5 separate regions of the Homo sapiens genome follow, and regions 1, 3, 4 and 5 are each linked to region 2. Evidence: chromatin loops called from intact Hi-C (ENCODE). Cell type or tissue: Caco-2. All regions are shown on one strand. Each heading gives the region's core, and the rest is flanking DNA. Links, peaks and the distances in the headings are about the cores only. Region 1 overlaps HIBCH (3-hydroxyisobutyryl-CoA hydrolase). Region 2 holds the start of AKAP19 (A-kinase anchoring protein 19). Region 3 has its middle 59 kb from the start of AKAP19. Region 4 overlaps HIBCH (3-hydroxyisobutyryl-CoA hydrolase). Region 5 has its middle 27 kb from the start of MSTN.

Region 1 (6,422 bases), core at 754-5,753, 130 kb before region 2:
ACAACTGTATAAGGGAATAGGGTGCCACGGAAAGTGTTTCTGAGAGGAAAAAAGGCCTTGGGCCATGGTTGACAGTGTTGGGCAGCCCCACTTGAACTCTGGCCTCCCTTGGCTTCTTCGGTACTGGCCTACTTTTCTAATGCCACTCTCCACCGCCTCTCCTTACCCCAGTGCCAGTTTAGCTCTTGGACTTTTTTTTTTTTTTGGTTCCCAAATCATCTGTCTTAGGGTAACTCAAATTTTTGTCTAACCTGACTTGCCCTGAGCTCTAATGCTGGTCACAACCCTCTGAATGCCTCAGTTGCACCTCATATATAAATTTGCACTTAAGGGCTAGGCGCGGGGGCTCACACCTGTAATCCCAGCACTTTGGGAGGCCGAGGCGGGCATATCATCTGAGGTCAGGAGTTCAAGACCAGGCTGGCCAACATAGTGAAACCCCGTCTCTACTAAAAATACAAAAAAATTAGCTGGGTGTGGTGGCAGGGCCCTGTAATCCCAGCTGCTTGGGAGGCTGAGGCAGGATAATTGCTGGAACCTGGGAGGGGGAGGTTGCAGTGAGCCGAGATCATGCCACTGCACTCCAGCCTGGGCGACAGGGTGAGACTCTGTCTCAAAAAAAAAAAAAGGAAAAAAGGAAAAGAAAAATAAATTTGCACGTAAGTATAACCCTTACTCTTTGTCTCTCTTGGCACTATCATTCTTCTAGATTCTCAAACTTACCTAAGTTCTCCCACACTCCCAAACCTTAACCTCTTCCTGTGGATTCAGGTTTCAACAGTAGTCTCAAAGTTAATCACTTTTTCCTCTTCCCAGTGTGAATTGTTTCTGTACAAGATTGCCAGGTTAATCTCGCTAAGGTTTTACTTCAGTGCCTGCCATTCTTCTCAGAATCTCACAGAGGTGCCCTTCTGCTTATGCAATTAAATACAGTTTTACCAGTCTGGATTTCACAGATTTGGCCCCAGTATATTCATGGATGAACAATTACCTACTGTTCTGTTCTACTTGCTGGGAAGCACAGTTCTAGGCATTTCTATTATCCTGTAGCCACTCTGGACTACTTGGTTTTCCTACTGTTCCTTATGTAGGGCCCTTGGAGTCTGAAAGGAGAGCAGATAGGAAACACATAATTAGACAAAAGTAATTTTTGATTACCAATTCTGGTAAGTGTCTTAAGGGACAAGTACAGTTATGAGAGCCAGATTTAGATAGGGAGAGGGAGTCAGGAAGCCTCATCAGAGAGGTTGCTCTTCGCTGGGTGTGGTGGTTCATGCCTGTAATCCTAGCACTTTGAGAGGCCAACATGGGAGTTCAAGACAATCCTGGGCAACATAGCAAGACCCCGTTTCTACAAAAAATAAGAAATAAAAAAACTAGCTGGGTATGGTGGCATACGCCTATCCTTCCAGCTTGGGAGGCTGAGGTGGGAGGATCACTTGAGCCACAGAGTTCAAGTTTACAGTGAACTATGATTGTGCCACTGCCCTCTAGCCTGGGCAACATGGAAAAACCTAGTCTCTAAAAATAGAAATAACAGGAAGAGGGTACTTTTAGGTTGTTAATAGGCCTCATTGCCTTTTCCATCTCCTCCATCCTCTGCTGAACTGTATTGTTTTGGTTCTTGCTCTTTGCCTGTCTTCTCTTTTACTTCTAGTTAGTTGTTTCTTAGTTGATCAAAGGCTCAATCTTTGTTGCTCTTTTAGGTTGTTTTCTGTGTTAGGAATCATGAGCCTGAATGCAGAGGCTGAGAAGGAAGCATTGAAAGATGCTGGCTAGATGGCAGCATGGGGGACTGGTGAACTGGAGAGAGTGCTCTAGAGAGGAGGCAGCTTCTCAGCCCCAGCCATTGTTGCCCTTATAGAATATAGACCCAGGGTTTCCATTATTACTGATTTTTCTGGAAAACCTGGAAAAAGTGCAGTTTTAGGTGAAATGTCTTGATTTTTAAATGTTAGTAGTTTTTTTCTGTTTTTCTTCTTTTTAATCTCTACCATTCCATCCAGATAATGTTAGTAGTTTTAAAACTGCTCGGCTGGGCATGGTGACTCAAGTCTGTAATGCCAGCACTTTGGGTGGCTGAGGCTGGAGGATCACAGCCCATGAATTTGAGACCAGCCTGGGCAACATAGACTGTCTCTCTACAAAAAATTTAAAAATCAGCCAGGTGTGGTGGTGTGCGCCTGTAGTCTTAGCTGTTCAGGAGGCTTGAGTCCAGGAGATTGAGGCTGCATTTGAGCCCATGTATCATACCACTGCACTCCAGCCTGGGTGACAGAGTGAGACCCTGTCTCTAAAAATAAATAAATAAATAGAATACAAAAATAAAATGCTGCTGACCAATACCACAGTTACAGTTGGCATCTTTCTGGCAATTAGTTTTCAACTGCAGCCTTCTCATTTATTCCTTACAGAAAGCTGAGAGATTCCAGTGTCTCAGTGATTGTACATGCATGTGGCATAAGATATACCTTTAGTTCTAACTTTTCTTTCAACCTCTAGTCTCTTTCTTCTGTTGACTATTTCTGCTTATGTCAGTACAAATTCAAATTCAAAAAATTGAATTTGTATTTCGTCCTGCAAACCAGCTAGCTTCTTTCCCTGTCTTTTCTATATTCTCCTGGTTGTCCTGGCTTGAAATCTTAAAGTCATTTTTGACATTCCTTTCCATTGAGTTTTTACTTTATAAAAACTCTTAATAATATCACTCCCTTCTGTTTCCACATCTGCTGTTCTTCATCACCCCATGCCTAAATTATTGGCCTCCTGGACTTGATTTTCTGCTCTGTTCACACCTTGCCTACTTCTGGGATAATAATTTTCACTAAGCACTACTTTGTGATGTCTTCTTCCTGCTTAAGCAGTTTCATGTAGTTGTTTAATTTCGTGAGGCCATGTTTGTTTTATTGGATAATTGCAAAAAGTTCCTGAGTGATAAAGTTCTCATCTAAGACAGTTGTTTATTTAAACTTCACGCATCATAACCACCTGGAGGGTTTGTTAAACACAGATTTCTGGGCCCCACAGTTTCTTGTTCAGTAGGTCTGGGGTGGGGCAGAGAATTTCAGTTTCTAGTCAGTTTCCAGGGGATGTTGATGGTACTTGTCCAAGAACCATACTTTGAGAATAACTGTTCTAAAAAGCCAAGTTGACATCAGTTGAAGGAAATAAGCCTGATAAAGTTAATTAAGAAATTAGAAGTAGCAGGCCGGGCACAGTGGCTCATGCCTGTAATTTCAGCACTTTGGGAGGCTGAGGCGGGCGGATCAAGAAAGAAGTCAGGAGATCATGACCATGCTGGCTAACATGGTGAAACCCCGTTTCTACTAAAAATACAAAAAATTAGCCGGGCATGGTGGCAGGCACCTGTAGTCCCAGCTACTCAGGAGACTGAGGCAGGAGAATGGCGTGAACCCGGAAGGCAGAGCCTGCAGTGAGCCGAGATTGCACCACTGCACTCCAGCCTGGGCGACAGAGAGAGACTCAGGCTCAAAAAAAAAAAGGAGCGGAGAGGTGCATGCCCTCTTCCTCTCCACCAGATGGCAGTTTTGGAACCAATAGAAAAGAAAGATCATAAATTCAGAATTACCTGGGGACACTGAATTCTCAATTACATTTTGAGGTATAAAAGCTAATATCAAATTTTAAGTGACAGCTGAATTTGAATTAGAACGAATGGGCTGGGTGCGGTGGCTCACACCTGTCATCCCAGCACTTTGGGAGGCCCAGGTGGGCGGATCACCTGAGGTTGGGAGTTCAAGACTAGCCTGGCCAACATGGAGAAACCTCGTCTCTACTAAAAATACAAAAATAAGCCGGGTGTGGTGACGCATGCCTGCAATCCCAGCTACTCGGGAGGCTGAGGCAGGAGAATTGCTGGAACCTGGGAGGCAGAGGTTGCAGTGAGCTGAGATCGTGCCACTGCGCTGCAGCCTGGGTGACACAGCAAGACTCTGTCTCAAAACCAACCAACCAACCAAATGGAAGCAATGTGATTATATAGTATTTGACAAGGAATTTGGTTGTGTGTGTATATATATATACACATATATACGTATATATATACATATATATACACATATATACGTATATATATACGTATATATACACATATATATGTATATATACATATATACATATATATACACATATATATGTATATATACATATATATATATTTTTTTTGTAGTAACTGGTCCACAGATTTTTGTGACCTATAAATATTGTGTACAGTGGCTTTGTTTGATAGGTTTACATTAACTTTCTTTGAGTTAAATAAAATTCTGTCTTATATATAAAACTGGGACTTGGAGTTAGTCCTGAGTTCTCTTTGTTTACTTGTTAAAACACTGCAGTTAGTACTTACACTGTTACATAATAGTTGCAAATCTGGCAACACCCTCTTGAACCTTGAACCTACATTTGGGTACTGGCCTCATTAAGGAATCCAAAGTCATTCTGGATTTTTATGCTTAAAATCTCCAGAAAGATAAAATTGAGTCAAGTTGAAAACATTTTAGACGTGGTGTTTTAGGGTAGTGTAGTTCACACTTTAAAAGTAATTATGAAAACCTTATTTAGAAAGTATCCCTAAATAAGATATGATCTGTCACTTCAGTTTCATAATTATAAAGTGTTAGTGTTGATTTTTAATGACAGCTTCGTTCTTTGAAATCATTTAGGGGAGCTTCAAACAAAGTATCTGTGCCTGTGCCCCACCTCCAGAGTTTGATTTAATTGGTCTTGGGTGTGACCTGGGCTTTGGAATTTTTAGCAGTCTCCAGGTGATTCCTTTTTTTTTTTTTTTTTTTTTGTGAGACAGAGTCTCTTGTCACCCAGGCTGGAGTGCAGTGGCACAATCTCGGCTCACTGCAACCTCTGTGTTAGAAATACCAAAATTGTTAGATAAGTGGTGTTGTGAAGAAAAGTCAGCACGGAGGCAAAAGATTTATCAGCAAGGCCATTTTTACTTTCTGCAGAAAGGGTCCCCAATTGCAGATGGAACAATGGCGAGAGCACACTTGACAAAGGAAAAGCAGACATATTTATCCCTTACGCATTTGGGTTGTCCTTAATGCTGTGTCCTGCATCCATTGGCTGGAGTGGGACCTCACACTCTTAAACTGATACCCAATATGCTAATAGCCTAAATAGGTAAGTGTAGGGAAGAACAAAGAAGTTGCTTATGAAAGGTTTAAGGAAGCAATAACATTTTTAAATAAGGGGAATAGGCTGTGAGCTCGAACATGCCCGTGAGCATGTCCAATAGTTACGTAGGATAGGGCTTAACAAAGAGTTACTAGCACAAAGCAAGGAGGCATGAAGAAAGTTAGTCTTTAAAAGAAATTATTATTTCTAACAGTTATGATTTATTCTTTAACAGGAAGAAAAACTTTGAAGAGGAAACTTTTTACTTTCTACACTCTGCCTCCCAGGTTTAAGCTATTCTCCTGCCTCAGCCTCCTGAGTAGCTGGGATTACAGGCGCCCACCACCATGCCTGGCTAATTTTTGTACTTTTAGTGGAAACGGGGTTTCGCCTTGTTGGCCAGGCTGGTCTGAAACTCCTGACCTCAGGTGATCCGCCTGCCTTGGCCTCCCAAAGTGCTGGGATTACAGGCATGAGTCACCATGCCCAGCCGAGTCTCCAGGTGATTCTAATGTACAGACCAGTCTTGGAATTACTGGGCTACATTTTACTTGTGAGACAAATTCAGAAAATGCTAGTTCAGGAATGTGAATTATAACTGACTTAAACAAATAGGTTGTTTCTCTCTTTTGTATAGTATTATTCAATTTGAATGTAATATAAAAAAGTCATATAAATTCTGAAAGGCAAGTTGGATTACAAATATTTTTATAAATTCAGTCATCCAAGTTGTTACAAGTGGTAACTGGTGATATTGCCTTTTGTGAAACCTCAGGCTGTTGGTCTTCATATAATCTCAGAGTATTCTTGAAAAATTAACAGATTGTCAGTTTATCAGTTCCATTAGTTGGTATATGTATCTGCACATGTGCACAGCCCTTATCAGGCTGCTGCAGCTACTGATTCTAGCTTTGACCTCTTTCCATAGATCTTAAATTTAGCTTCTTAAACAAAAAGCATGCATCTTAGTATATTCTAACTATAGTGTTTTTATTTGCACATCTGTCATTACGTTGTGGGTTTCTCGAGTGCAAGAGCTATGTCTTTTAGGACATTTTTTAAAAAGCCCAAAGCATAATGATACAACTTGATGAATTTTCACAAATGAAACATACCTAAATCACCAGCACCTGGATCGAGAAACAAGCATTCCAGAGGCCCTCCTCATGCCTCTCTCAATCACTGCCGTTCCCGGTGTTGTCTTTTACTTTCTTATTATAATTTACATAAGGCACTTGAGTACACCGTTCTGAAGTTTATAGCTTAGTGAACTT
Region 2 (6,422 bases), core at 923-5,922:
TTCAAAATTAAAAGAAAGAATTAGAATTCCTAGACTTTACAGACTAATAGTTTGACATCTATCTCTGGCAAAATTCGAAACTTAAACATTAAACAAGGAAAAATGAGGGGTGGAGGAAAAGACTGCGGATTTCTAGGAACTAACAATTTGCTAAGAATCATTCATTTTTAAACTAATGTTATTTACTTTTGTGGTAGATCAGGGAATATGCAAGATCTTTACTTTTCAGCAAGACATTTTTCTCATAATGTCCTTATGGAGAAGACTGCTCTATGGACTAGAATAGTTTGATAAGAAAGGGCTGAGTCCAGCGAATTCATTAGTTCAAGCAAAATCTACTGAAGGCCAACTAGATTTCCAGCCATTATCGTACTTGGCACTTTCAATACTTTGAATTTTAACAACCACCCTGAAAGGCAGATGTTACCTCATTTTATTGATACTGAAGTTTCTCAAGGTCACAAAGCTAATAGGTATCAGGGCCAGACTCCAAAACCAGCCTCCAAAAATCCAGGACCATTCCTACTGTGCCACAGGTTTCTAGAGGTACCACGGTCACAGTAAAAGGACTTGTCCTATCTATTATCAGTGACTTGAATGTCTGGTGAATAAACTCAGCAAATGTGTAGGTGACACAAAACTGAAAAGTAGAATTAACATGATGAATGACATAAGATTAAAACGTCTATCTAACAAACTGCAAACCATACAGAGGCTTTAAGTAATACAAGCCAAGAGAAAAAAGAAATTCAGATTCAAGAAATGCTTAACTGCATAATTTAAAAATTAATAAAGCCTACCTTTATTTTTGTCTCCTTTGCTTGACAGCAAAGCACACGGGGTATGGAGGTGAGGTTTTTAGTCAACTTCTGAGTATTTACTACAAATGCCAATTAAGCAATAGATTATTTTATTTGAAGATGGCAGCTCATTGCACCCTGCACTGTTTGGGTTAAACTGACTTATTGAATTCAATTTTGGGCTAAGGATCTTTAGCACAGAGAGGGGTCTTAGGTAAGGAAGGAAACATAAAAACTAGTATTTATTGAAGATAACTAACATTTACTGACTCCTAGGCACCTCTACTAAGTACTTTATTAATATTATTAATTTAATCCTCACAGTAACCCTAGGGTTAGACAAAGTATATTATTCCCATTTTACAGATGAGAAACTGAGGCTCAGGGATCTGAAAGGCTGTCAAGCAAAGGAGACAAAAATATTATTTTGTATCACTTTAGACCTTTCATTTCTTAACTATTTTTGGGTCATGGACCCTTTTCAGACTGACTAAAGTTTCAGATCCTTTTTGCAGAAAAATCTTGTTTCTAAGTTCACAGTTGGAGCGCTATTGGCCAGGTAGGACTAATGAGAAACAGGTACTGCTTCCTAAGTGATTGTCAGTTCAGCGTAAACAAGGCCTTGCTAACAACAGAAAAGGAGGAACCCGTCAAAATGTAATGAGCTTCCTGTCACTGAAGTGTTCAATCAAAATGTGGCTGGCCTGTCAGGAGTGCTACAGAGGAGATAATAAAATGGATTGGAGGTTGGTCTACAATTTTAAAGCATCCTTTTGTTACAACATTGTGTGGACCTAAATAAGTAATGATTATAATTTTTGTTTAATGGCAAAACAAAATTAAAAACTGAAATTATTCTTCCAGACCATTCTGCTTGAAAGCAGAATGCCTAAATAATGTTATTTGCCATCTATTTATGATAGCCATGTTAGGTGTTTGAAAACAGCCTCATCCAAAGGGAAAAAGGAATAGCCAACTGTTGATCTTGGTTTGATTTATACTTTGTCATAATAAAAGTAGATTCCCTATTCCTCCGAATTCTTATCTAAAAATTTCCCTGAGAGAGCTGCCACATACACTAGATCCTAAAAAGATGGTCTTTGATAAGAACATTTACTAGTTTACAATTTTATGTTAACCTAATTCCCTAAAGGATAGGGGAAGGGCTGGTGTCAGACCAGAGACAAGAGAGACAACTCCAATTGTTCCGCTTTGCTTCTTTGACCCCTTAACTCATGGCTAAAGGATCTTACCCGTCTACTCCTCTTAATTTCTTATTTGCATCATTTCACCTCAATATTCAGCCTCCCACAGCTCCAAAGAGCACGAGAGCTAATACTTTGCTCATGATATGCCATTCAGAGCACAAGCCTGACAGCTTGGCATATCAATGCAATGTTCACGGGCAAATCTCTTACCTGAAAATCTTCACTCACTCTTCAGGTAGGCAGCAGGGTGGAATTGCAACTCATAATGAGATACCTTTCACTGGGAAGCCCAGAACAAAATTGAAGGGGTAGGGGCTAACTCTTCTCGATTAGGGGACGGAGATGTGAGGCTCTATCCACGGCAGCTGGCTGAGAACGGTCTCGTTTAATTAAAGCCTCCTGTAACTCATGGGTTTCTGCCATTGAAAAATCTAAAAGGCACAGCTGACAAGCAAAGACCGACAGACACCCGCCCTTCACCAGTCACCCACCTCCCAGATGTTCACTTACACAACACGTTGCCCGGCAGCTGCGCGCCCATGGCACGTCCGGACAGCCGTGGGGTCCCGGAGGCAGCCTGCGCTCAGGCCCGGGGCGGGTCTCCGAAGCTCCCGGAGCAGCCCTGTCGTGGGAGGGGGGCTTGCTGGCGTCTGGGCGGGCGGCAGCTGAGGCCGGGCGGGGGCAAAGTGCAGTCCAGCTGCCAGGGCAGCGGCGCCGCCTTCTCGCCGGCGCCCGGCTCAGCCAAGTGGCAGCATGTGGAGGACGGGGCGTCCTTCGGCGGCGCCCGGGCTCCCGGCCCCTCCTCCTGCCGTCGCCGCCGCGCCCGCCGCGCGCTCCTCGCGGGTTCGCGGCCCGCACCTGGCCTCCAGATGGCCGCCCAAGGGCGCTCGGCTCCAGGGCGCGCCCTCTGGGAGCGACCCACGAACTTCGGGTGGCAGAGGGTTGCCTCGATACTTCCTCAGGCGCAGGGTCCGAGGCAGGGGCGGGCGGAGCGGAGCTGGGCTGCCAGCCGGTTGGTCTGGGCCACCGCCCTCACGCCCCCCGCAACTACCAAGCAGCTGCCGGCGCCGCAGCGGGAACAGACCCGCAAAGGTCAATGAAAGCAGAAGCCAGCGAGGCATCGCAGAGGTCAATGAAAGTAAGAGCCAGCGAGGCATTTCGCTGGCCCTGCCCCTGGTCTCGGCCCCCTGGGCTGCGAACTCTCCTGAGCTCCGCCCTGGTGAGAGGGGGCGCTGCCCTCCAAGGCCTCTCCCCCGCGGGGCCTGCCTTGGGACAACAGGTGCTGGGCCGGGGCACTGAGCCCGCCTGCAGGGGGCCCCGCAGCCTGGCCGCGGCCTTCCCAGCTAAGGGTTCTGCGCTTGGGCCGGGCAGAGCTGCCAGACCTGCTTTGACCTGAAACCCCACTCTCGCAGAGCTAGGCCAGGGATTCCGCCCTTCCCACCTCGTTTGCACCATGAGTATGCAGAGCAAAAGTGTTGGAAGTACTTAAACATTTAAAGGACATATCCATTTTATACTTTTCCATACAGAAATACTCAAGAACATTTTCCAAGCGTGTTTCTCTTTCAAACAAAGTATCTCTAAAGGCCATTTTCTCACTCTTTAAAGCATTGAATACCACTGCCTCAAAACATGGCCATTATTGAGTTACACTTCCCCGCACAGTCCATGTGATGCCTGCATCTGCCCAGCATGATTTCTAGCAATAGTAAAAGTCCCAAGAGAACTACAAAAGAACCATTATTTTCCTTGTGTTCTACAACGGATTAGTCAATGCGAAATTCATGCTTGAAGGGACCTTAGTGATAATTTTGACTCCACATTACAGATGAGGACACAGAGGCCCAGAGTTCAGCAGTACAACGAAAGAGAGTGGAACTTAAAAAACTAACAATCTATAAACTGAGACTTAGCTCTTTGAAGGTACATTATAGTAAAAAATAAACCTAGATTGCAGAAGAGTTGAGAAGTTTAAGTTACACAAAAATCTATCCCAGAATCTCAGATTTTAAATGAATCAAGCATTCTTATTTTTATCCAGGCTTAAATTAGCTAAGGTTATATACAAACCCAGTGGCCCAGAAATGTAATTTTTCTTCATGCTAGTATGATTAATGGGATTGGAGTTGGTACATCCTGACAATCATAGAATGTAAGTATACCTATATTAATTGATTTTTCTGATAAGTATCATTTTTTTTTTCTTTTTTTTGAGATGGAGTCTTGCTCTTGTCGCCCAGGCTGGAGTGCAATGGCGCAATCTTGGCTCACTGCAACCCCCACCTCCCAGGTTCAAGCGATTCTCCTGCCTCAGCTCCTGAGTGGCTGAGATTACAGGCGCCTGCCACCATGCCAGGCTAATTTTTGTATTTTTAGTAGAGACAGGGTTTCACCATGTTTGCCAGGCTGATCCCGAACCCCAGACCTCAGGTGATCCATCCGCCTTGGCTTCCCAAAGTGCTGGGATTACAGGTGTGAGCCACCGCACCCAGCCAGTATCAATTTTAATGTATACAAATTGATTATACTTACATAAAACAAATTATTCAGTTCTACATATTTCAGGCACACCATGCTAAATAATTATGCTCAAATGCAAGGTTCCACTTTTAGGCCTAGTTCTTCACTTAAGTTATGTAATTTTCTTGTGCTCTTCCTTCCCCAGCTTTAAACTTCTATCAACCTAGTGCTGGAATCATCCTTAGGAGACCCCTGGGTTCCACACTGAGGGGATGGCGTCAGTTCTTGATGTGATCTAGGCAGAGGAGACACTTAGAAATTTGTGTTTTTTACTTCCCAGTTACCAGGTCAGAAGGAAAGAAAAAGTGGGTGAGAGTCTCTGGCCTCCATCAGAAGAGAAACCCATAAACTTGAAAATTTCTTTCACTCAGTTTGAGAACAAATTGGACCAGCCTTTGGTCTACAGATGAAGCGGGCCATGAGGGAGCGAGGCCTACACACCGAGCCAAGCTGCTCCTGCCAGGCTGGAGCCTGACCCTTCCTTCGCCATCATAGGGCTGGCCAAGCTGGTGGGGGAGACCCAGGTCAGGTCTGGCAGGGATGACTAAGGGAGGACCTAGCCCGTGGCCTCTGCCATCTGCCCGGCTGCCCTCATGGGTGTGCACTGGAGAGAGTAGAGCAGGAGGGACAAGCCTGGGGCTGGTGGGGAGACCGCACCACCACCCTTCTGTGAGTGGCCCTCTCTGCTCTCCTCTCTGTGGGGCCTCTCTCAGGTCCAGGCCAGTGTGAACAGGTACTTGCAGGTTGGGCCTGGAAAATAGCCTTGACTTCTCTCCTCAGGACTGCAGGCCATGCTTCTGGTCAAGATGGTGCCATGTAAGACTTGGAGGGAAGATGCGTCGAGGGAACTTGGCGCCCTCTGCCCCTGGGATTCGGGAAAGCTGGCTCTCCTCCCAGCTGCCCAGCCTAGAACTGGGAGTCAGGGCATAGCATTTCTGCCCCTCTGTCCTCACCTGGGCTTGAACAAGGATAGAGGCAACAGGAACCAAGAACTCCTCAAACTGGTGGTGGCAGAGACAAACTGCAGGATTTTGAAAGTGCTGAGATAACTTTTTAAAAGCTGGGGAATGAAGTGAAAGGGGTGACGAAGGACCCAGCGATGGCCTGAGGTGAATGTGGTTAGGGTGAGGGGCCGTAGCAAGTGTTTAGTGGTTTTGTTTTCTCCAGAGTTCATAGAAGTAAAACTCATAAAAACAGCAATGATAAAATCCTGGAATTTGAACATAAGCAATCTCACCCTAGGGTCCATGCTGTTGACAGGAAACAAATACTGAGCTGGATTGAGGATTGCATTTTAAATAGTAAACTTGCAGTTAGCAGAATCAAATCAAGGCACTCACATACTCTTTGCTCTGTAAAGAACTCCCATTTCCATCCCCAGCCCCATAAAACTTCCACGTCAGACAGACAGACCACAGAGGTACATAGCTGACTCCCGCCACTGGTTTCTCTACTTAAACGAGCACCTTTAACTTCCATTTTTGCCTCAGGCAGACCAGTCAGAGCTTGCACCTCTGGGAGAAGCAAGGGAGGTTATGCCGGCGAGGCAGAAGGGACCTCCTTTCTAAAAGTACTCTAAGCAGTGAGATGATGTGGCCTTGTCAGGAAGGATCCGGGCCCTGGGATTCACTTGTCTGCCACTGGGGCTCTTACAAGCATATCAGAGAGTCAAATGTCTCAGTTGGTTTTCTGATAATGAAGTGGTGAGGACTGGAGAGGGGGATGGCATAGTTTGCGAGTGTTCATTCACATGGAGGCTAGAGAATTCACGTACGCTAGAGAGAGGTAACGCAAATCACAGAAAAGATTTATAAAGAATAGAAAATGACACTAACTCCCCACCTGCTCCCACCACCTCCACCCCTACCCCTAGAACTTATCTCAGGTTACAAAA
Region 3 (6,422 bases), core at 652-5,651, 58 kb after region 2:
ACAGTCATGCACCATATAACTATGTTTCAGTCAACAACGAACTGTGTATATGAGGGTCCCATATGATTATCTGCAGCTGAAACATTCCTATCACCTAGGGATATCATTACAGCCATGCTGATGTCATAGTACAATGCACAACTCACATGATTGTGGTGGTGCTGGTGTAAACAAACTTACTGCACTGACTTTTTATCATTACTTTAGAGTGTACTCCTTATACTTCCAAAAAAAAGACGTTAATTGTAAAACAGCCTCCAGAAGGTCCTTCAGGAGGTATTCCAGAAGCAGGCATGTTGTCAGAGGAGATGACAGCTCCATGTGTGTTACTGCCCCTCAAAAACTTCCAGGAGGACAAGATATGGAGGTGGAAACAATGATATTGATGATTCTGACCCTGTGTAGGCCTAGGCTAATGTGTGTGTTTTTGTCTTCGATTTTAACAAAAAAGTTTAAAAGTAAAAAATAAAAAATTTAAAAAATAGAAAAAAGTTTATAGAGTAAGGGCATAAAGAAAAAATATTTTTGTACAGATGTATAATGTGTTTATGTTTTAAGCTAAGAATTATTACAAAAGGGTAGAAAAATCTTTAAAAATTAAAAAGTTTTTATAAAGTAAGAAAGTTACAGTAAGCTAAAAGACAGGGTCTCTGTCACCCAGGCTAGAGTGCAGTGGTTTGATCATAGCTTACTGCAGCCTCGAACTGTTGGGCTCAAGTGATCCTCCCATCTCAGACTTCTGAGTAGCTGGGGCTACAGGTGTGCATGACCATGCCTGGCTAATTTCCTTATTTTTTGTAGAGATAGGGTTTTACTATTTTGCCCAGGCTGGCCTTGCGCTCCTGCCATTTTAAAATCTTTTATGCTGTAGTTTTCCAGTACCTTTTGTATATTTAGATATACACATATTTACCACTGCATTACAGTTGCCTGTAGCATTCAGTACAGTAACATGCTGTACAGGTTTGTAGACTAGAAGTTATAGGCTATACCATATAGCCTAGGTGTGCAGTAGGCTACACCATCTAGGTTTGTGTAAGTATAATCTCTCATGTTTGCAAAGCAATGAAATTGCCTAACAATGCATTTCTCAGAACATACATCTGTTGTTGGATGACACGACTGCATAGGTATGAGAGGGGACTTATCAGGGGAATTGGCTCACACTATTATGGTGGTTGAGAAGTCCCATGACAGGCCATCTGCAATCTGGAGACCCTGAGATGCCAGTAGCATGGCTCATAGTCTGAAAGCCTCAGAACCAGGGCAGCCGATCATATAACTCTCAGTATGAGGCAGAAGACCTAAGAATCAGGGAGGCTGCTGGTGTAAATCCTTGAGTCCAAAGGACTTGAGTCCAGAAATCCCTGGAGTTCTGTTGTCCAAGGTAGGATATTAGTGTATCCCAGCTCCAGGAGATAGATCAATACATCCATCATTTCTGTTTTTGTTCTCATGAGGTCCCCAGCTGATTGGATGGTGGCCACTCACATTGAGGGTGGATCTTCTCCACCTACATGCGCTCAGACTCACATGCTAATCTCCTCTGGAAACACCCTCTTAGACACAACCAAAAATAATGCTTTACCAGGTTTCTAGATTTTTCTTAATCCAGGTTAGTTGGCTCCTAAAATTAGCCATCACAGCATCATTTCACTGACAGGGGTGGGCTTTCTGTAGTCAATTTACTGTGGTGAGTCTTGCAATCCTGAGCGATCAGAGAAGCTATGGATTCACATCTTCAAAACTTAGAAGCATATACATTTGAGATAATTTGACATTTTCTGAAAATGCACTTAAATTAAATGTGGAAGACCTGAAGTGGAGAAAGAATTTAAAAGCTAATAATATTATCTTTTGATAATCCTTATGAAAGCACAGGACTGATTTTACAGCACACAGAATAACTAACCTTCACACCTAAATATCAAGCTTTGCCAGGGAAAAAGATTTGGAAGGGGGAAACAAACAAATCACAGGTAGTTTTGCAGGTAAAATAAAACTATATAAAAGAAAGTTAATATAAGCTAACTAAAAGTCAGAGTGCTAAGAACAAGGATGATTTGACAATAAAAATCAAGAAACACTGAACAAATTCTTAAATATATGCTTAAAAAGGATTGATGAGAAAATGAGAAAAGATACAAGCAGATTTAAAAACTCAGAATAAGTTATATAACAATTAAAATATTCAAGTTCTTATGCTATATTTCTTGAATATTCTATATTTAGTGTGTGTGTGGGGGGCTCATGCTAGTAATCCCAGTGCTTTGGGAGGCTGGGGCAGGAGGATCACTTGAGGCCAGGAGTTTAAGACCAGCTTGGGCAACATAGCGAGATCTTGTCTCTACAAAAAAATTTTTTTAATTAGCCAGGCATGGTGGTATATGCCTACAGTCCCAGCTACTCAGGAGGCCAAAGTAGGAAGATAGCATGAGCCCAAGTGTTCAAGGTTGCAGTGAGCTATGATCATGCCACTGCACTCCAGCCTGGGTGACAGAGCAAGTCCTTGTCTCTAACAAAAAAAAAAAAAGAGAGAGAGAGAGGTGATCATCATTAAAAGAACAAAGTCTGAGCATTACCATGTCAATAATATTTTCCATATTAATACAATGCAATGTGAAACTGTAATAAATATAGTTTCTAATAAGCATTTGTAAGGAATAAAGGCTACATTACACAGTAAAAAGCCAAGCACTATTGTGGAGTCAAAGAATGAGAATGACATTTAGAATCATCTTGGAATCCTCTCACATGAAAAACTTACTGGAATTAAAGAAGAGTATGATCTGAATTGCCTTAATTACAAAAATAAAAGGAAACAGAAGTCTGCCCTAAAGTGAAACTGATTAAACAAATAAACTAAGTTAGTGCAACCAGTGTGAGAAGATAAACTACAGTGGTTTTGACAAGGTCTTCATCTTTAAAGAGACAAAGAAACTGACATAAGTGAGCAGAAGCTTCAGATAAAGTAGAAAATACATAAAATTAACAGCCTCAAGGATCTGGTAACAGCCATCTTTCCCCATTTTTAGCCCTGCTCCACCATGATTTCAGATCAGTCTTCACAAGGGCACAATGGACTTCTGCCTGTTCATTCTCATCTTGAATTCAAATGCCCCTTTTATCAATGGCCTAGAATGAATGCAGTCACTGTTTTTCAGTCACAAACTCACCACTAGGTTGCAGTCTTAGCTCAACTGCTTCTTTTAAAATATCTATCGACAAGTACTTTGCCATTTTATTGGTTAAATGATTTTTACTTCTCCCTTAAGACAAAAGCTGATACAAGCCATACTCAGTTTATCAATCAGTTCAGTAACCTGCCTAGATTCCATTAACAGATACATTGTTTTTCAAGAGCATTAAAACTCACAAATTCCCCCTCAAAGAAGTTCTCATTCATCAGCAAAACACATCATCACTTAGTTAAAACAAACAAACAAACAAAAAAACACAAAAACAAAAAATCCCATGGGTATTTTAAGCCTCTAGTTTCAATATAGGACCAACCTCTAAGTAATAAGTACATACTTACTGCTCTGTTTCCATTGCTTTTCTTGGGTCTTAAAATTCCCACATAAGAATCAGTCTTGCTGAACTGATTCCTTTGAAAAGTCTACCTGTCTATAATCATTATGGTACTTCCATTAGTAGTTTCCCAAATGAGCTTCATGTAATATTAATTCCTTAATCCCCAAAAGCATATTTTAAAGGAACTTGGCACTTTTTATTTTTAAAGGGAAAACCCAGAGATAGATGAAAATAAAATAAGGAAATGAAACAATATCATATTTATAATTCATTTGAATACTTTTCTAATGGAAGTGCCCATAAATGTGGTGTTTCCAGTCTGTGAATGACTCATAAGTTTTGTGAATATTTTGGAGGGGGTAGATAGCTATCAAAAATTGTTCTGAAGAAAATAATAAACCAGGTCTGGTGGCTCACACTTGTAATCCCAGCACTTTGGGAGGCCAAGGCAGGAGGATCACTTGAGCCCAGGTGTTTATGACCAGCCTGGGCAACATAGAGAGACCCTGTCCTTACAAAAAATTAAAAAATTAGCTGGGTGTGGTGGCACATGCCTATAGTCCCAGCTACTTGGGAGGCTGGGGTGGGAGGATCACTTGAGCCTAAGAAGTCAAGGCTGCAGTGAGCCATGATATGCCACTGCACTCCAGCCTGGGTGACATTGCAAAGCCCTGTCAAGAAAAAAAAAAAAAAAAAGACTTAGATTTTTAGTTTGGAATACACTTTTAAAAAAAATTTCCAACATTAATAATCTATCAAATTTTAATTATAAAATAGGTCATACATAATCACACGAACTCCCCCAAATTCCTAAAAGAATAAGCAGCTGGTAATAGTCACATAAAATAGAGAACACTCATTAAGAACCTACTATATGTCAGATCTCATAGTTGGTGTTGACATGCACCACTTCTTTTAATCTGCCCAACAATCCTGTAAGGTAAATTCCTTTATCATCCAAGCAATCTCTGCTTTGCATGGAAGTGTGGGACTTTAAAAATGACTGTGCTACCTGAAACTGTGCCAAGAGAGCTTAATAATCAAAGGCAAAAATTACAGTTGTTCTACAACTTCAAAAAATTCTGTCAAAACTTTAAAATTTTTCCTACTGCTGATTATAAATATATAGGGAAATTAAAAATTTATAAAACAAATAAGTTAGCATACTGCAACTTAAAGCATCAAAAACATAGGGAATTAAAGTGAGTTATTTCTTCAAAAATAATCGAGAGTAGTTTGAGTGGTTCCAGCCTTGTTTCTCCTGTCATGTAACACAATATAGAGCCCGTGTCTTTTCTATGCCTTGGCAAATTGTTATACTCCTTTCTAAGTTTGTATCAGCATTAATTTTATCCTTTATGCTTTCAGTGTCATCAAATATCTCTAAGACTGCCTTTAATGTGAAGTTTTCTTGCCAGCATCACTTCCTCTGAGACAGGCCCCCCCCAGCTTTTTTGGCACCAGGGACTGGTTTCGCGGAAGACAATTTTTCCATAAAAAATTAGGGCAGTGGGGTGGTTAGTTTCGGGATGAAACTTTTACACCTCAGATGATCAGGAGATTCTCATAAGGTGCGCGAAACCTGGATCCCTCCCATAAGCAGTTCACAATAGGGTTTGCCCTCGTATGAGAATCTAATGCTGCAGCTGATCTGACAGGAAGTAGAGCTCAGGCTGTAAACAAACTTGCCCGCTGCTCACCTCCTCTTGTGTGGCCTGGTTCCTAACAGGCCACGGACTGGTACCGTCCGCGGCCCTCGGGTTGGGGACCCCTGCTTTGAGACAGCTTCATCTTTTCCATTACAACTACTTTACTCATTTGTGTTGATAAGTCTGCCTTTACAAAGTTCCTCTGGTTATATATCCAGGGTCTTTCACATGGCAACAATGTCAACATTCCCTCAGTCTACTATTTCTCCTATAACTCCATTTATGTTCAATTTGCATTTCATTTCCAGCATTACCACTTTTCATTTCTTTGCTGCACTTCATCTTTTTGGCCAATTTTTTCTTTCAAATATCTGTTTTTTTCAGAATGTCACATGGGATTGTTACTGGGAGCCAAGGAGTTAACACTAACTGTGGTAGGAGTTAATAAGAAATTATTTTAGGCAGATAGAGAGGAAAAAAGGGTTATTGGAAGGTTTTTTCGCAGCTCTTGTCTAGCATGAAAACCCTGGCTCTTACACCCTAGCTGGCAACCTTTAATATGCAAATGCAAGCCGTTAGAAACTGGGTCCACCCAACATAGCGATTCTCACGGTTGTCCTCTTGCCCTTGCCCCCACATGTGCCTGGAAGCGTGGCCACCCCCACGTATCCCCACGTGTGCAGAACTCATAGTGCCCTGCATTTGCGTGTTAAAAGACTAAGGTGGGAGGGCCAGTTTTTTCTGGGGGCTACGTGAATGACATGCCTAGTCAAACCAATCCCCTGAGCCCTATGCAAATCAGACACCGCCTCCTCCAGCCATCGCCTATAACTGGCTGATACTACCTAAGCGCGGGGTTCCCTCTTTCAGCTTTGGAGCCCGCCTCGCTCTATCTCTGTATAGGGGAGCCTCTTCCTTCTGCCTTCTCTTTTCTTTCTTGCCTATTAAACTTTCTGCTCCTTAAAACCACTCCATGTGTGTCCGTGTCATTTTATCTAAACTGGCATGAAGACCAAGAACCCTGGTGTTCTCTTTGAAGCAATCGTGAATGGGAGTTCACTCATGATTTGGCTCTCTGTTTGTCTGTTATTGCTGTATAAGAATGCTTGTGATTTTTGCACATTGATTTTGTATCCTGAGACTTTGCTGAAGTTGCCTATCAGCTTAAGGAGATTTCGGGCTGAGACAATGGAGTTTTCTAGATATACAATCCTGTCATCTGCAAACAGGGACAATTTG
Region 4 (6,422 bases), core at 709-5,708, 97 kb before region 2:
AAAGCTCTAGGAGTAGGGTTGATACCTTGAGGGCCCACCTCTCCAACCCCATCCCAGTGTGCACAGGATTCAGACATGGAATGGAGATTACTCTCTAGCTTTAAGAGTTAATGTCTTCTTTCTCAGGGTTTTAAAGACTTAATTGAGGCCTGTTACTCCTTTCTTTTGGCCTATTTCTGCCTTTTAGAATGGGAATGTTAGAAATCCTTGTTCCCCGGTGCCGCAAAGAAATAGCACTTGAACATAAATTTAATTTTCTCAGCCAGGCCATTTTTACTTTCTGCAGAAAGAGTACACTTGCCGGCAGTTTTGCTACAAGAGTACAGCGAACAAAGGGGACAGGGTAATTTATAACCTGACGCGTTCACCCTACTGCTGTGTCCGGTTTCCATTGGCTGGAACGGGACCTCACATTCTGTATTTGTCCCAATTGGATAGCAACTTAGAACTTTCTAAAAGAGGCAAAGGCAGAGGAGAACAAAGGAAGGAGGAAGTAACTTGTGGAATGCTGAGAAAGGTAAAAACACCTCCAAATAAGGAAGAGGAACAGGCTATGACCTAATGCTTGCTTGGACCAGTATAAGCATGCCAGGGCAAATATTTAGGCTAAATGTGGGAGCTAAGAACACGAAGTACATTGATTTCTTTATTAAGGCTAGCAGATATCTAAGAATGTTAGCACAGGTCTTTGAATAAATTTTGCTTCTAAGAGAATTTACTATTTATTCCTAATTAGACAGGGAGGAAAGTCTCTTTGAAGAGGATCCTCTACTTTACTTTTTACAGGAATGTATACCCTATACCTGTCCTACCACTGTATCTTGGAAGTAGATAACTTGTTTTGATTACACAGGCTTCACAGATGGGACTCTGGACTTCGGAATTTTGAGTTGGTGCTGAAACAATACTTTGAGGATATGGAGCTGGAGTGAATGTATTTGTATGTGAGAAGGATATGAGTTTGGGAGGTCAGGGATGGAATGCTACGGTTTGAATATTTGTCCCCACCGAAACTCATGTTGAAACTTAATCCTGAATGTAACAGTATTAAGAAGTGAGGCCTTCAAGAGGTGATGGGGTCATGAGGGTAGAGTAGTTTGATCCATTCATGGATTAATAGGTTATCACAGGAAGAATGGTTTAATTACCATGGGAATGGGTCTGTTTTAAAAGCCAGTTTGGCATGCTCTTGCCCCTTCACCAGATCAGGGCTCTGCAGAGAGTCCCCACCAGCAAGAAGGCCCTCAACAGATATGGCCCTTCAACCTTGGCTTTCCCAATCTCCAGAAGAGCTGTAAGACATAGATTCCTTTTCTTTATAAATTGCCCAGTCTCAGATACTCAGTTACAGCAACAGAAAACTTAAGACACCAGCATTTCTTAATATAAGATGTTTTATGAACTCTAGCTTCTGAAAATGTAATCCTCTAGATCATTGGCGCTCAACCTTGTTGGCACTTTAGAATTATTTGGGAGTCTTTTTAAAATTCCAGTGCCTAGGCTTACCTTATCTCCCATAATCATTAAATTGGATAGTGGACAGTGGAGTGAGACCTAGGCTTTTTTTTTTTTTTTTTTTTGAGATGGAGTCTCACTCTTTTGCCCAGGCTGGAGTGCAGTGGTGCTATGAGACCTAGGCATTTTTAAAGCTCCCTGGTGTTACCAATGTGAAGGTAAAGTTAAAAACTGCTGCTCTACAGGTTCTTGTGTGTGGTTGTGTCTCCTGTGACTTTTTTCTAAATCTCCCAAAGACTGTTCTTCACATTTTAGTTTGTATCAGAGTAACCTGGAGGGCTTGTTAAAAAGCAGATTCTAGGCTGGGCACGGCGGCTCACGCCTGTAATCCTAGTACTTTGGGAGGCCTAGGCTGGCGGATCACTTAAGGCCAGGAGTTCAAGACCAGCCTGGCCAACGTGGCGAAATCCCCTCTCTACTAAAAATACAAAATTAGCTGGATGTGGTGGCGGGGGCCTGTAATCCCAGCTACTCCAGAGGCTGAGGCAGGAAAATTGCTTGAACCCGGGAGGTGGAGGTTGCAGTGAGCCAAGATTGTACCATTGCACTTCAGCCTGGGCGACAGAGCGAGACTCCATCTTAAAAAAAAAAAGCAGATTCTTTCCCTGCCCCATCTCTAGTTTAGTCTGGAATTTGGCCCAAGAATTTGCATTTCTAACAAGTTCTCAGGTAATGATGATTCTAGGGGGAGGGGAGTTCACTTTAGGAACAATTTTTGTAAGGTGTTCAGACTACAGTTTGTTATTCAGAAAGCCTTTATTTTCAGAATTTTTAGTAGAATTTTAGTATTACACATAATTGCTTAGTGTAGGCTTAGTATATATACATTTTTAATCTGTTAAAAGAAAATCTTCATACAAATTTAACACTTTATCTGAGCAAAGAACAATTCATGAATCTGGCAGCATGCAGAACCAGAAGAGGTTGAGAGAGCTCCACCTTGCAGCATGAGCAGTGAGCTTCCATAGGTTGAATGTGGAAGCAAATTAGAGAAATTACCTGATTGGCTACCGCAAGGCATTTGCCTTATTTGGGCATGGTGTGATGAGATATTTACTCTCTGTGGGTGTGGTCTGATCAGTTGGCTGCCTATGATTGGCTGAAACATGGCTGTTTGTTACAAAACTATACTCTTAAATTAGGTTTCAGTTTATTTTCTTACTAAGGTTGCAATTTATTATGAAGGAACTCAAAGTGCAGAGAGACAGTCTCAGTTCAATGGCTTCTGCTTATTTAACATACCCTAGTACAGAAGTGTGAGAATAACGTGGAGCTAACAGGGCTTAAAAGGCATAGGAATAGTACTTGCTTGATTCTGGTCAATAAATTTTTTCTTACAATAATGTAAAAGAATTTTGTTAAGAATTTGTACAGTCCAAAAGATGGCGCCACAGAGCTTGGTTCCCACGGCTTTCCTTTTGTTTTTGTTATAGAAGGTTTTATTTTTTCCAGTATAGAAAATGACAGTTTTATTTTCTCTTGTTACCCACCATGAAGAGTAGCACAGTATCTTTAATATTTTAGAAATTCAAACATTTACTCAGTATTTTGAAATACAGTAAAATAAAAATGAATGTTACTGAGTGGTTCTCCACATGGTAGATCAGAATTATGTAAAATTATTCCAGTGTTTCTGAAAGAGAAACAATTTTTTTATGAATAGATATTTAAATGACTAAATTTATTCTGTTTCTGGGGAAGACAAATTTTTTTATCTCTTTTGCCATTTATATAAAACATCTGGGGTTGCATTTTCTTAAGTTAATATGAGGGGACGTCAAAAAGTTTGTGGAAAAATGGAATTAATTAAGATAGAAATAAAAATAACTTTTTTTCTCAACATAAGCTCCGTCAAATTTAAGGTACTTCTTTTGTCAGCAGTGATACCAGTCATTTAGTCCATCCCTAAATAATTGAGGGTCCTGGGAATTTAACTATGCAAATGCAGTGTTTTTTATATTGGTAACTGAAGAAAAATGGGTGCCATCTACAGATTTTTAAAGACTGGTGTGTTAGTCTGTTTGGGTTCCTATAGAAGAATACCTGAGGCTGGGTATTTTATTTGGCTCACAGTTCTGCAGGGTGTGCAAGAACCATGGCACTAGCATCTGCTTCTGGTGAGGGCTTCAGGTAACTTCCAATTATAGCAGAAGGGGAAGGAGAGCTGGCATATCACATAGCGAGAGAGGGAGTGAGAAAGAGAGAAGGTGCTACATTCTTTTAAACAGCCAGCTTTTGTATGAACTGATAGAGCGAGAACTTATTCGTTACTGTGGGGATGTACCAAGCCATTCATGAGGGATCTGCCCCCATGACCACACCTTCCATTTGGCCCCAACTCTAATGTTGGAGAATAAATTTCAACATGAGATTTGGAGGGGACAGATATCCAATCTATATCAATTAGGAAACATAAAGGAGTAAGAAGGAGCCAAATCAGGTCTATAAGGTGGATGCCTAATAATTTCCCATTGAAACTCTCAAAATTGCCCTTGTTTGATGAGCGGAGTAAGTAGGGGCATTTACATAGTGTATGAGGAGTCTCTGATGAAACTTTGGGCCTTTTTCCGCTAAAGCTTTGGCTAACTTTTCATGATAGTTCTTTGGTGTTCCAGAAAGTCAACCAGCAACCTGCCTTGAGCGTCCCAAAGAATTGTTGCCAACCTTTGCTCTTGACCAGTCTGCTTGTGCTTTGACTGGACCACTTCTCTCTCTTGGTAGCCATTGTGGTTGTGCTTTATCTTCAGGATCATACTGGTAAAGCCATGTTTCATCTCCTGTTACAGTTCTTCAAAGAAATGCTTCAGGATCTTGATCTCACTTACTTAAAATTTCCATTGAAAGCTCTGTTCTTGTCTGCAGCAGATCTGGATGCAATGGTTTTGGCACTCATCGGATGGAAAGTTTGCTCAGCTTTAATTTTTCAGTCAGAATTGTGTAAACTGAACCAATTATAAAAGAATTGTGGCATTGGCTATTGTTCATGCCATTAACTCTCAATCATCTTCAATTAGGGCATGAACAAGATAAATTTTTTCCTCACAAATTGATGTGGATGGTCTGCCACTGTGGGCATCTTGAACATTGTCTCATGCCTTCTTTAAAAGAGTTATCTATTTGTAAACTGTTGATATCTTTGAGGCATTTTCCTCACAAACTTTTCACAACTCACCAGTGATTTTACTTTTCTTCTACACAAGCTTTACCATAAATTTGATATTTGTTCTTGCTTCAATTTTAGCGTAATTCATATTGCTCTGATAGGGGCCCTTTCAGACTGCTGTCCTATCCCTCTTAGGACCTCAAGCTAGATCCTGTTCTGGTATGTTATGACAAATTAGTAAGAGTTGATTTTCATACAAAAAAATTTGAAGTTCTTGCATAGTTTTTTCATAATAATGCATATTCCGTGAACTTTTTGAAGATTCCTTGAATATAACAATTACAGATTTGTTTAAATATAAAATTAAGTAGATATAGAACAGAGGACAATCCTTAAATTTTTGTTTCATACATGTAGTACCACTCCTGTTTCCCTCCCCAACTGAATTGGATTTAAAGAACATTTTAGGTTCTTCTCTCCTCCTCTCTCTCCCTCCTAGTCTTCCTTTTTTTCCACCACCTCTTGCATTTTCGAATAGAAATGAAGTTGGTTCCCCAACCTAACTCAAAATATGGCACAGTAAGGTATTGTTTTTGTGTTTCTCAAAATGCTCTTAAGATGCTACTAGTGAGAGGGTTTTTTGATTATAGGAGACCACAATATGCCACCCTAAATATGCCACTTTGGCATAATGATTATTTTGAGCAGATTATTTTGAGAACCAGCAGATACAGGATCATCTCTGAAAACAGCACAAGTTACCTTTTTGTAAGAGAAATGTGTACCTAGAAAGGAAATCTCTATTTGTAAGAGTGTCTCCCTTTCTGGGGAAGAGAAGGATGACCAAATTGCAAGAGACTCCTATCAACAGAGATAACAACATAAATCTGCAAAACAATCGTTTCTCTTATTTACCATGCTTTTTGTGGTAACCTTCCTTCACATCCTTTCGAGTTGAAGTTGCTATGTAAGCTGGAGTTTTAGGCTCCCTCTTGGAGAGTTTTTATTTCTCCCTGGATAATCTTCTGTGTATACATGAGGTATACATGTTAATAAACTGTTTTTCTCTTGTTGGTCTGTCTTGTTGGAGCAGTCCCAGCTAAGAACTCAGAAAGGTAAAGGGAAAATTCCCCCACCACACACAATGAATAATAGAAAATTAAGTTTTAAAGTGTATTTTAGAAAGAGCATGTTGTCATGACTAGAGAAGTGGGAATTGGAATGGAATAAAAATAATGAGCGTATACATTACCCAAATGACTTTATTGCAGTACAAACTACCCACATGAAAGTTGACTAGTGCTCTGTTAAATGGGAACTACTGAATCAGATTATGTTTATCCACTGATTAATGTCATTGAAGACATGTTCTTATTTTCATAAAAAGAATGAACAGTGCTCAAAGATTGAATTATGTTAGTATATTGCAAAGACTTGTTAGACATAATGGGTACCTTTTTTCAGTTTTAAAAGGTGTTCTGTTTCTTGCTATTAGTGACAGTTGAATAGAAGACATTTTAAGAAACCATTTTTTAATTAAATAATAAAGTGCCGGGTTTTTCATAACAACATTTATTTTACTTAGTATGGAACCTGAGAGGCCGGGCGCAGTGGCACATGCCTGTAATCCCAGCGCTTTGGGAGGCCAGCGTGGGAGAGTCACTTGAGACCAGAAGTTCAAGTCCAGCCTAGGCAATATAGCGAGACTCTGTGTCTCCAAAAAATTAACCAGGCATGGTGGTGCATGCCTGTAGTCCCAGCTACTTGGGAGGTTGAGGCGGGAGGATTGTTTGAGTCTAGGAAT
Region 5 (6,422 bases), core at 1,012-6,011, 91 kb after region 2:
GCCCGGCCTTAATTACTTTTTAAACTGTAAACATTCATCTAGTGCCCTGATACTTATAGCTATACTAACTATATACTTTCTACCTATGGTTTGAAGTTTCTTCAGACGTGTGGTCCAGAAAAGCATCATCTTCATGAATATAAATTATTATATTACTAAAAAAGAAAAATTTACAACAGGGTATTTCTGGTATTTCCCTTTTCCTCTGCTTCTAGCAATCGACTCGCTGTAAGTAAAACTCTTCACAGAGTTTAGAATTAGTCAGTAGAACTCTAGTTTTAATACCTACTCCTCTCCTTTGATCTGGTATAAAATTATCCTCACAACAAGGAAATAATATTTTTCACAGATCAGACCGACAATGATTTCTTAAAAGGCTATTATTCTGGACTGGCAAGGATTTGGGGGAAACAGGAACTTTTGAATACTTCTGTTAGACTTCTAAATCACTACATCTTTCTGAATGATAATTTGGAAAATTGACTCAGATTCTTAAAAATATGTGTATTAATGTGTATGTTTTTAAATAGTACATATACATATTGTTCTGAGGTGGACAGGTCTATGCAAACCTACCCCAGAAAGTCCAAGGAAGCAGAGAGGCCAAAGAAAGAGGCTGACAAACCCAGTTTCTGAGAAAGAAACATTTGATAGGGACTTAGGAACAGAAACCATGCCTGTGTCTCAGGAGTGGCAAGACAAAACGGTGGATCCCTGTGCCCTTACCCCCGAGACCCAGGACTTATAGAACATAAGGAAAAGATATGTGTGATTCAGAAGGAATGTGTAGGACAATTGATGTATAATATCAAGGTCATTTTGACCTAAGGGCAGGATTTACAGTAAGTACATTCTCTTACACAAGGAACAATCAATAAACTGGAAATCTTAGAGGCCTTCTTGGAACTGGAGTTAATCAGCAGTCAACATGACAAATTAGCATCCAGATAATTTTGCTTTAGCCTCCACACACATATTTACAAAAAGATTTGCCATTAAGTATGTGTTTTGAATATTATTATAACAAAAATCTGAAAGAATCTAAGTGTCCTACTGTAGAATATTAATGAAATAAATTGCCATATATTAACATAACATAATACAATATAGTATAGTCATGTTTAATGATAAGTCATTTAAAAATGTGTAAAAATATTTAATTTCTGAGGAAGATATTGTAGTCAGTCAATTTGTTTATTTACTGAGTAGATAAACAAAAATATTAATATTAATTACTCCTGAATAAAGGAATTATGAGTGATTTTTAGTTTTGGCTTTGTGTTTTCTATATTTTATAAATTTTCTGTGATGAATATGTATTACTTTGTAATCATATTATTTCAAGTATTAAAAACTATTTTAGAAACCAAGAATTTTAAGCACATTTATATTTTCTGTGTTTATAATTAGAATCCTAAAATTCTGTAGTTGAAAGGGATCACAGGGATATTCTGGTACAAACTCAAGATCGAAAGTTTGGCCTCTAGAAATTTAAGACATAATTTACACAATCAATTAGGCTTTGTAATCAATAAAGTAGATTACATGGCCTCTTCAGTTCTTAAAATGGTTCTATTTGGGCTACTTGTGTGTGTGTGTGTTTAACAAAAGAGGATAAACTACTAATTTGATACAAATAAGTTCTCTTCTACTTTAAGAAACATAGGAAACAGTTCTTTACTTTCAAAAGTAGGTCACTCTTGTAGCATATTTTAGTACAGTTTGAATAAATTCCTTTCAGTTATTATCAAAGTATCCTAGTGTTAGAATTCCTGTGAGATAGCAGACTTTCTGAAATAAATTCATATGTGTCAAACTGGAACTTTCTGTAATAATATTTTTCAGTCTTTTAGAATTAAATTTAAAATGAGTTTCTGTTTCAGTCCCTGAATGTAGACATGTGCCACTGACGTGCTGACAAGTTATCTGATTTACATGGCATTAGAAAGTTTCTTTTTAAAGGCAGTATATTGTTGAACTTTATAGGCATTTCCTATTCTTAGAAATATGAAGCAAAGTGTCAACTGGTAAACAGTAAAATTCAGTTCTCAAATTGTGTGGATGGTTCTTCTATTAATGTGTTAGCAACTCTACAGTAAAAATATCAAAGTCTTTTTATAAGGCTTACACCTTTGAAACAAAGTTATTCATTTATTACAACAAAATTTATGTTATTACCTATTATGTGCCAGGTATTGTGCTAGATGCCAGGGTATGTCTGTAATAAGCTAGAGTCCATGCCCTTCAGGAGCCTACAGAAAAGAGCGGACATTAAAAATAAGCAGGCAATTAGACTACAGTGCGCTAAGTATTAGTACTGTGATAAGAAAGTACTAGTGGTAGGGGAGAAGTAGGACAGGACATTGATAGAAACCATTTGAGGGACCTGTTCAGCTCACACACTTTTCCCTGGGAGTCACCTTCTGCCTTTTATCAGAGCCTTGTCTGAACTATGTACCTCCATCTTTCACACATGATCAGGCAAGGGATACAAACCTTACACAGGCTAGGACTCAAAGACACGTGATCAGTTAGCTATGGCAGCTAACTTGGTTATATAAAATCAAGACTGAGGTGGTTGTTTGAGGCTATACATAAGTAGAAAAAAGACTGTTCTGAAGAAGTCTGGAGAGGAGACTCAATCCACTTGGGAAGAATCTGCTTTGAAGCTATCTCACTAATGTGCCTGGCGAATTGGTGCTGGCTATTGACAGGAGGCCTCAGATCTTCTCCATGGCACTGTTTGAGGCATGGCAGCTGGCTCTCAGTGAGCAATCCAAGAGACCAAGGCAGAAGCTGCAATGCCCTTTATGACCTAGTCTCAGCAGTCATACACCATCACTTTCACTGTGTTTGTCACCAGGCCATCCCCTACTTACTGTGAAAGGAGTGTATAGAAGGCTTTCTTCGCTTGCTAACAACTAGAAATAAACCCAACTACCTGCCTAGATGAGGACTTTAACACAATAATATTGGAAATGGCAGCAGCAGCAGGAGTGCTGCAATTGAAAAGGGTAATATCAGTCTCTCCCAAAGGAGCAGGCAGGTAGTTATAAGGAGAAAAAAGGGACAATGAGATTACATTTGCACACCATACACCTACAAGAACTACTCTAGGTTAAGTAGAGTAGTTTGGGGAAAGGGGCATATATACCAGGCCAAAGGACTAGAAACACTGCTCTGCATGGTGTAAGAAGTTAACTCTCCTTGACTCCTAGCACAATTGAACCAGTGTTAGGTTTTGCATAGTATATGGAATTTGTGGAGGGCATTTGGGGCAGACTGAACCCCTCTGGAGTAGTCCTAAATTGAATCATAGTCCTCAAGAGTCCTAAGACTTAGGACGTAAGACTCAAGACTTACTCTTAAAACTTAGGACTCTGGGGAGTCCTGTGGTTTTTCGGGAGTAACACTTTGCTGAATGTCTACCTTTGAGCATCAACAGTGATCCTCAAATTCTTTATGGTGTATGTACAGTCACTAAGTTTTTAGGGCAAAAACATGTAATATTGAAATTAGAACTGGCGTTGAAATCCTTACCCTGCTCTTGGATATATGAACTAGTCTATTCTGGCTTCATGTACGTAGCAAGTTAACTATGGAGGAGTAGAAGCCATTAGAAGAATTCTAGAATTTTCAAAAAGGGGTTCTAAAGGAGCTGAATACATTTTTCAGGTGTACATAGAATTTTTAAAAACCTTCAGGATAGGACTGAATTTTGTGTTTTGTTTTAATGTAATCTCATATATTTAAAGAAATATACTTACTCATCACAGTTCTCAGAGGCAAAAAATTAAACATAGCTAATCAAATAAAATATATTTTTCTGAAGGACCCCAGAGTCAAAGGAAGTAAATGATCTCCAATTTCAGCGTAAAAATAAATAAATAAATAAATGAAAAGAATCAGAGAACAAAAACAGCAACAACAAAACCTAGTTGAAATGGACATGCTGAGTACATTTGAAGATCGATTTGGATTACATTTAGGTACAAAGAGAGTCTATGTCTCAGATGGAAAAATCAAGACAAAGGGTAACTGTGATTTGCACACAATCAACTACAACATGAAAGAGCATTGGACTCAAAGCTCGATGTGGCTATAGTGACCCCTGCTGGAGCCTATCTTTTAAACTAAAAACCTAAGTCAGGGCTTCCATGAGAATAACTAAAATTTTCATAGAAAAACTGATTTTGAGAGCTGGGAGAACGCTTAGAGGACATTTAGCATAACCTCCTTACTTCATAATTGATGAAACAGGCCTTTGGCCCAGAGAGGTTAAATGACTTGCTTTAGGTCACACAGCTGGGATTACCAGAATGTAAAGATGTCTCCTCAATTCTTGGGCCTGTTTCCATCAGTGGAGTTTTCTGTTACAACTAATAAAAGTATCTATAACACACAAAATGAGATGTCCAGGAAAAATCTCTTACACTGATTTTAAAATATTCACTTGATCTAGTTAACTAAAACTCAATTTTGCCGAAGAGAGAATTTCTAATTGATATTAACATGATACTTTTTTTTTCTTTAGCCTTTATGAGTTTATACAACTTTGTATCTGACTCAAATTTATTTTTGGAATGTTAAGTAGTTCTGTCCTTCACTAGGTTACCTATGTTCCACATCTCTATTTTAATCTTTTTGAAATATTTATTTGGATATTCTTTTTACGTCCTTTTCCATTCTTTGCCTCTAAAACTTGTTGATAATGTACTAAGCAAAGGGACAAAAAGGAAACGATGGTAAAGGACCTTATACTGGGATTTTCTGGAAGGCCTGACTCTGATTCTTACCCTCTACTCAGAGCTCTGGGACCACCCACTCATGAGTGCTCTTTGCATCTTCATTTTTCTTCTACCAATCAATACTTCTCTTTCTCCACTCCTTAAATCAGAGGTCCCCAGACATATCACGATCATGGGGTTTGTGCATTCACTCTCCTCTCACTGTACCAGAAGGCATAATCCTGGTCCCTGATCATATTCTTAGGTAGTTATGGAAGCTTTGGCAAAGTCACTTTACTCCTTCCACATTTCCTTTCTGCCATCTTTAAAATAGGTATAATAATATCAGCTATACATACTTTACAGTGTTTCAGGGATGATCTCTGTAATTTTTTCCTCTCCAATTATTCAAGCAGGTAGCCAGGTTCTTTTCTACTTTTTTGTGTGTGTCCGGAATTTTTTGCATGGGGAAAACTTAAGCCATCTGAGGTTTTAAAACTCCTTATCTTTTATACAAAAGATTATGGTAGGAGCCCTGGAGAAGGAAGGGAGAAGAGGGCTTTAAGTAAAAAGAACAAGATAGAAGATTGTCCCATTCTGACTAGAAAGGTTATAGAGGTTTATTGGTTTCATGACCAATTGGGAACACTATAGAGCCTGCTCTGAGGATGCCCCTGAGCAGGGTGGAAAGACCTCAGGGTGGAAGGGTTCATGATGTATGATTCAAAACCTAACTGGAAGACAGACAGAAGTAGAGATCGACATTGATTCACAGGCAAGTGGCACTTTGGCCAAGGAGTCAGCGGGTTGGAAAACAGAATTTGAGGAATGGTTAAAGGGAGGCCTGAGGAAGAGTTTTAGGACGGGCCTCTCAGAGTAAGCAGAGTGAGAATATCTGTGTCCCAAATTAATGCTTACTAAAAGGCATCCACTGTAAAACAGATTCTCAGTAATCAAGTAAAGAGTATGGCCAATCCTGTGGATGCCAGTTAGCTGCCTCCCCTAGCTACCCTGGCGCTTGTACAATGGGCCCATGAACACTTTGGCCCTAGCAACGGGCATGTTGATCACGTGTGGGCTTAAGAACATAGGATTCTTTTCTCCCACTATGATCTGGCTAGTCTCACTGATGAGAGATTTAAGGAATCTGAGTTGAAGAAATGGTTTCATGTCTGTTGGAAAAATCTGACTTGATTAAATGGTAGAATAATCTATTGACAACTTATGTTGCCACTTGTAAGACTAGGTTGCTGTCCCACAAGTTATTGTATATTTCCCAAGCCAGCAACTAATATATAATGCTATTTCTTCCATAGCCAGAATACTTAGATCTGAAAATGAAAGTGTAAAAGTATTGGTGGTTCCATTATTATTCCTAATGACCTACTCACATAACTTTTGTTTCCAACCTCACAATGTTGTGCTCTTAGTTTCCATGGAAGGAATACTTTTTCCAGGAAACACTAGAAGGGTTCCTTTGAATGGAAGCTGAGACTGCCACATCAGCCACTTTGAGGTCTTCAAGGCACTGAACCAACAAGGAAAGAAAGGGATTACTGTATTCGCTGGGACAATTAATCCTAATCATAAAGTGGGAAAAGTGGTGGTACTACAAAACAGAGGGAAGACCATGTCTCAAAGGCAAGACATTCTCTGAGCAACTCCTTTCATATCCATATCTGAGCAATTCCTTCC

The links. Hi-C counts contacts between places; a loop is a spot of excess contacts. Peaks named below come from ENCODE experiments on the same cell type or tissue, not always from the same donor. Only the 100,000 strongest peaks of a DNase experiment are listed, where the experiment ranks them.
Region 1: it touches region 2 in a loop (2.3-fold over the local background); 14 of 110 quality-filtered maps call a loop at or near these places.
Region 3: a loop joins it to region 2, with 7 times the contacts of the local background. A loop is called at or near these places in 9 of 110 quality-filtered maps.
Region 4: a loop joins it to region 2, with 5 times the contacts of the local background. A loop is called at or near these places in 8 of 110 quality-filtered maps.
Region 5: it touches region 2 in a loop (11-fold over the local background); 42 of 110 quality-filtered maps call a loop at or near these places.

The regions. Positions count from the first base shown.
Region 1 is chr2:190,312,035-190,318,456 of GRCh38, reverse strand. All of the region lies in intron 1 of HIBCH (3-hydroxyisobutyryl-CoA hydrolase), which reads left to right. Among named protein-coding and RNA genes, the nearest start is that of HIBCH, 4.6 kb to the left of the region's middle. In Caco-2, for the core only: a CTCF peak has its summit at 3,609; no DNase peak of the experiment used is centred there.
Region 2 is chr2:190,177,206-190,183,627 of GRCh38, reverse strand. It overlaps AKAP19 (A-kinase anchoring protein 19), which reads right to left and starts at 2,765. Exons shown (of 2, transcript NM_001042519.2): 1 at 2,519-2,765. RefSeq lists an enhancer at 2,012-2,811 and silencers at 2,590-3,039, 3,310-3,409. In Caco-2, for the core only: a CTCF peak has its summit at 3,249; DNase peaks (open chromatin) are centred at 2,637 and 3,277; H3K4me3 peaks cover 1,600 bases.
Region 3 is chr2:190,118,922-190,125,343 of GRCh38, reverse strand. It overlaps a transcript of AKAP19 not described here. Among named protein-coding and RNA genes, the nearest start is that of AKAP19, 59 kb to the left of the region's middle. In Caco-2, for the core only: CTCF peaks have their summits at 3,042 and 3,241; a DNase peak (open chromatin) is centred at 1,186.
Region 4 is chr2:190,273,897-190,280,318 of GRCh38, reverse strand. The region is part of intron 6 of HIBCH (3-hydroxyisobutyryl-CoA hydrolase); the gene reads left to right. Among named protein-coding and RNA genes, the nearest start is that of HIBCH, 43 kb to the left of the region's middle. RefSeq lists enhancers at 1-342, 2,402-2,696. In Caco-2, for the core only: CTCF peaks have their summits at 2,622 and 2,918 (motif pointing right); a DNase peak (open chromatin) is centred at 906.
Region 5 is chr2:190,086,727-190,093,148 of GRCh38, reverse strand. It overlaps a transcript of AKAP19 not described here. Among named protein-coding and RNA genes, the nearest start is that of MSTN, 27 kb to the right of the region's middle. In Caco-2, for the core only: a CTCF peak has its summit at 4,096 (motif pointing left); a DNase peak (open chromatin) is centred at 4,107.